Regions from separate parts of the Mus musculus genome. Here region 1 is linked to region 2. Evidence: chromatin loops called from intact Hi-C (ENCODE). Cell type or tissue: heart. All regions are shown on one strand. Each heading gives the region's core, and the rest is flanking DNA. Links, peaks and the distances in the headings are about the cores only.

Evidence for each region. A loop is a pair of places that touch in the nucleus more often than their neighbours do. Peaks named below come from ENCODE experiments on the same cell type or tissue, not always from the same donor. Only the 100,000 strongest peaks of a DNase experiment are listed, where the experiment ranks them.
Region 1: it touches region 2 in a loop (5-fold over the local background); 16 of 42 quality-filtered maps call a loop at or near these places.

Annotation. Positions count from the first base shown.
Region 1 is chr16:58,610,968-58,613,780 of GRCm38, forward strand. It overlaps Ftdc1 (ferritin domain containing 1), which reads right to left. Exons shown (of 4, transcript NM_001033404.2): 4 at 2,719-2,813. Among named protein-coding and RNA genes, the nearest start is that of Ftdc1, 4.6 kb to the right of the region's middle. In heart, for the core only: no CTCF peak of the experiment used is centred there; no DNase peak of the experiment used is centred there.
Region 2 is chr16:58,293,303-58,296,115 of GRCm38, forward strand. No RefSeq gene overlaps it. Among named protein-coding and RNA genes, the nearest start is that of 4930461C15Rik, 110 kb to the right of the region's middle. In heart, for the core only: no CTCF peak of the experiment used is centred there; a DNase peak (open chromatin) is centred at 1,329.

The DNA of each region.
Region 1 (2,813 bases), core at 135-2,634, 320 kb after region 2:
TGAACACCAGTAATCTATAAGGCAGAGGCAAGTTCACAGAGGCACAGAAGGGTTAGGGAAAAGATGTAAATGGAGAATATGCCAAGCTCACTACAGGACACCATCAGTGATGGGGGTGGGGGGTGGGGGGACCCTTCCTCATGACAACCATTGACAAAGAAAGTTCTCTGTAAAATTGGCTGCTCTCTGAAGGGGATTGCAACCCCATACGAAGAACTAACTGAACCACCCAGAGCTCTCAGGGACTAAACCACCAACTAAAGAGTATACATGGAGGGAGCCATGATTCCAGATACATATGGAGCAGAGGATGGCCTTATCTTACATCAATGGGAGGGGAGGCAGCTTGCTGCCCCAGCATAGGGGGATGCTAGAACGATGAGGTGGGAGTGGGTGAATGGGTGGAGGAGCACCCTCATAGAGGCAAAAGGAAAGGAGAGAAGAGGTATGGGATAGGAGGTTTGTAGAGGGGTAATCAGGAAGGGGGATATCATTTGAAATGTAAACAAGTGAAATGATTAATAAAAAAATATTGGCTGTTCTCAGCAGGTCACACAGGAGCGAAGGACCTGCACGCACACACCATGCCTTTAAAACACTGTGACCTTCTGTTGATGGCTGGCTTTGGGAGGTTTTTCTCATCACTTATATTTGCATAGCTTTTTTTCTGACTCAATGTTATCACTTTTTACTTCTACATTTCAAAACTCTGACTTTTCTTTCATTCTATTTTTTGATGAGAAAGCCGTTTCCAGTCCCTCAGTTTTGTGGCCACTGCTCAACTTTCCTGGGGTGCTTTTATGACCAATGAGCTACATTTCACTATGAATTTTGTTTTCAATTCCTATTTCCTTCTGAATGTCCAAGTAGATTTTCCCTCCCTGTGATTATTTGTTTACATTTTGAACATTTTTTTTTCTCCCTTTGGCTGAGAATCCGAGATGATATCTGGAGTGCTTAACTGGCAGTTTGAGTATTGAACATCTTCACTTTTTGAAAGATGTCTATGGCTGATTCTAATAGCCATGTCTTCTTGTTCAAACAGGATTTGTCTTTCCTTAAGATAGTCCCCCTGTTTTCCTTGTGCTGTTTTCTTACAAGAAATGTTTCTTAGATCGCAGCTTCCTCCATGCTTGTAACTAGTAGTATATAAATAGGATCTATAATCCAGACAATGCCGTTCTAAGTACTTCTCTTGTATTTAATCTATGCTTTATGACATATTAGCTTTATTTTATAGGTTAAACTGAAGCAATAGAGGAGTAAAAGCTCATGAGCTTGGGGTAGTAAGCTTTAGAACTGGGACACAATCATAAAGAGTTCCCATTTGGTCTCAGGTGGAGCTAGGGACATCAGTGCTGGAAGGTCTAGTCTATACTACCCACCTCAGTCCCAAGAATTCTATCCTGCTCTATCCCCATCAGCCCTGAGAGATAGATCAATCATAATTCTACCCACAGCAATCCCAAGAAATCTGACCTAAGTTTACTTCTGTTTTAGGGTTTCCATTGTTATGAAGAGACACCATTGTAACCTCCCCCCACAGCCTGAAGCAGGCTGAGCCAGGCTTGACTTGTGGTCACTAGGAGATCACCTGGGGTGGAGCCTGCCTCCCTGGATCACCCTATTGTTCTGCCACTGCCGCTGCTGCTACCTGCAGCCTAGCTGTTCTGGAGACTACACGTGGTCACCTGCAGCTGGACTCCAAGGATGATTTGGCGGGAATGCCCCCCCCCCTTCTTTATAAGGCGAGTTCTCCGATATTAAAATTGAGCTTTGATCAGAAGGTCTTGACTTAGCTCCATTCTTTCTCTCATCCGTCTAGTTCCCTCTCTTTCAGCTTGAGTCTGCCTCTTTAGCCATACCCCGTTTCTTGCGAGCTGCTGGACGGTCTGCAACACACCATGACCAAGGCAACACTTAAAGAACAACATTTAAAATGGGTTGGATTATGGGTTCAGAGGTTCCTGTTATCAAGATGGGAGCATGGCAGCTTCCAGGCAGGCATAGTGTAGGAGGAGCTGAGAGTTCTAAATCTTCATCCAAAGGAAACCAGGAGCAGACTGTCTCCGACACAGCAAGGAGTCTTAAAGCCAACCCTCACAGTGGCACACTTCCTCTAACAAGGCCACACCTAATAGTGCCACTCCCTGGGCCAACCATATTAAAACCACCACAGCATCTTTTATTGTTTGCTTCTGAAAATTATTGCAGCAGCTGCTGGCTGGCTCGGTACAGAACAATAGAGGAAGTCATGCACTAGACTGTAGTGAGTTAATTACTTCTGTATTCCCAGCCACATTTACTGCTACCTTGAAAAAGTACCTGGCAGTATTTGCTTTATGCGCTTCAGGTAAGGGTCACCCTTTCTGCATGAAAAACTCCTTTTAAAACTTCATTTAATATGAAGAACACCTCCCCCTTTCCAAATGAGGGCAGAACATTCATACTTAGTCTTACCACTTATTCTGCTGCAATCTCTTGTACTTAAATTTGCCCTAATGTTTATCCTTTGAGAATTTCAAATAGAACATATTTTCATCATATCCACCCTCCACATTCCTTCTTCCAACTTCAGAATTTACCCAATCTTGACTGTCACTGTGTGTTTGTGGACCATAGAAAGGGGTCGCAGATACCTCTTGAAATGCTTAGTATACTAAATAACCCTCAGGACACTTGTACACAGTGACCTCTTTATGCATAATTATAGTGCACAACAGATTTATTTTTCATCAATGAGAACTAGAAAGATGAAAAGAAAAGCATTCTTCAGGCAAGGGAAATGACAAGACATTAACTTGCTGATCTAG
Region 2 (2,813 bases), core at 114-2,613:
TTGTATTTTTATTAATATATTCTTTCTTTTATAAAAGATAAAATGAATATTAAACAAGGCAAAGCTATTACAAATCCTTCACTTTGCCACTGAAGAAAATTGTTTCTTTTAAATAATACAGGTTTTAAAATATGTTCCTGTTAGTGGATATTTGAGCTGTTTCCAGTTTGGTGGATATTTGTGTTTAAGCTCTTTTATGGACATAAGTGTTGATTTCAGAACCCTCAAATTTTAATGTAGTCAAGCCCATCTACATATTTTCTCTCCATTTTGGCCCTTCAACCCACTTTTCTGTTCCCCTGAAAGAAGGAATGGTTTTCCAAAAGGACTCTCAGTCCATACTCTATCTCTCATTCTTCTGTCACATTTATAATCTATTCAAGTGCCTCCTCTAAAAATGTTGTCTTCTTCCTATTATAGTTCCATTCCTACATGGCCAACTGTGTAAAAATACTAGTTTAAAACAACCATCACTTTGTTCTGCTCACCAGCGTGTGGGTAAGGAATCACAAAGTGCCCAGCTAGGCAGTTCTTATTTGCACCATCATGCTCTCTCGGCCATCTGAAGAAACCATAATGCTATCTCAGCCATCTGAAGGAACCATAATGCTCTCTCGGCCATCTGAAGCATGAACTGGCCTGCAGGTGTCCTGTGTGTCTGCTCCCTTACCTGGAGGACAGCGTCTACCACAGAACTCGCCTGGGTCTTCTCTTTTGTGGTGAACTTGAGGTTCCGTAGGTGGCTACTTTTCTCTAGGACAAGCCCTCCAAAAGGCACCAGAGAGAAGCCCCCAGGAACCTCTAGATGTCACCTGGTCTTAGGCAGCTGCTAAGCACGGACCAGAACACTTCTCATGTGGTTCTTCCTGCCTTTTGGTGTATGTGTACTTTGAAAAATGTGAAGTATTTCACAGAAGTTTGAAAATACAAATAATCATTATCGTGAACTTAAGTTTTATCATTACCACAAAAACTTCCTGAAATACAAGTCATGGTTTGGATCTAATTATATTTTTCCTTTCATTGTTTTTGTCAGGGAAATGAAGGGCATGATTCTTCTTCTTGGATATGGAGCCATTATGAGACCAAAGCGAATTTTTCAAACAATTTCCTTCTTGTCTTTCATTTTCAGAAAAATACACTTAATAGGAAAATTATACCAGAGGAGAGCAAGAATAAAAGTCAAGTGCCTTTTAAGGGGCAAGTAAGGGAACAGAGGAGAGATAAATGAGTGGTGTGACCCTACGTATCCTCTTCTACTTTTGCAAGAATTGCTGCCAAGCCATCACAGAGGATGTCAGGAGTTGGAACATCTAGAGGAGTGAGGAATTTGACCAACTTTCCAGGGCAAAGGTTCTGGCTAAACCAACTTGCTAAGATTTATTTTTAGCACTGGCTGATGTAGAGGTGTTGAAGGGAGGAGAGTCGGGGGCTTGAAAGACCCTGGTTTGGTCAAAGAGGAAGCATGCTAGTTCCTCCTCTTGTTCTTCGGCAGGGAGGGCAGAGCAGAAGCACTGTTCTTGAAAAATAGAAGTCTATTTCAAATGCTGTCACCTTGTTTTATAATCTGGGACAGCTGAACCATCTGTTGAGACTTGGTACTAGAGGCTATTTCCTAGATGGTACAAGCAGCCAAGCATTTAATGAGAGGGTTATCTACAAAAACAATGACACACATTAATATTTGGAGACTATAAACCCACTTCCTGAGCCCAGAGGACAGACAGATTGGAATTCTGAAGACAGTGCAAAATTTTCAAAGAAGGCTTGCTTTATTTCTGATTGTACGAGTACAATCTACCTAAGTGGTATGTGTCACATACAGCCTAAGGAAAAGAGAGAGCATCTCTTTCAATTCAGAAAATAGAGCTTAAAAGCAGCAGCAACATTGTTCCAAGAAAATACTGTTCTGGTTAGTTTGGGGCACCTTGATATTAACTAGAGACATCTGCAAGAGGGGCCCATGGCTGAGGTGTAAGCTCTTCACATTGGCCTGTGGGACTGTCTATGGGGAGTTTTCTTGATTCATGATTGACATGGGAGGGCCCAGCCCCCACAGTAAGTGATGTAATCCCTGGCCCTAGGCTGTATAAGAAAGCAGACTGAGCAAGTCAGGGAAAGCAAGTCAGAAAGAAACATTCTTTCGTTATTTCAGCTCCAAGCATCTAATTTGAGTTCCTACTTTGGCTTCTCTAATGATGAGCTGTAATCTGTAAGCTAAATAAATATTTCTTCCAAGTTTTTCTAGCCAGTGTTTTATCACAGCAACAGAGAAGCACACTAGAGCCCCATCCTACCAAACAAATACCATTCCATTCCAACTCTGATAATTAATTCCTGTTCTGCACAATTCTGGGTTAAGTAGTTTTATATGCTAATCTTTCAGCCTTTTCACTATACTGCTGAAAATCCTTACTCAGTGCAGTGGCATGACCACAAAGCTATTTAAGGAATCCCCTCATGAAGCATTCCATCCTAAGGTTCACTAAAAACACATTTGAGGGGCTGGAGAGAGGGCTCAGCAGTTAAAAGTCCCTGCTGCTTTTTCAGAGGACCTGTGTTCTGTTCCCGGCACCCACATCAGGTGGCTCATGCCTATTACTCATTGGGATCGAATATTCTGTTTTGACCTCTGTGAGCAATCTCATATTTCCCCCTCTACCTTCTCTCTCTCTCTCTCTCTCTCTCTCTCTCTCGCTCTCTCTCTCACACACACACACACACACACACACACACACACACACATTCAAAGTTTAACCCCATTTTGGAAAGGATCAGAATAAAACAAAACCTACTCAAGAAAGATAAGCCTT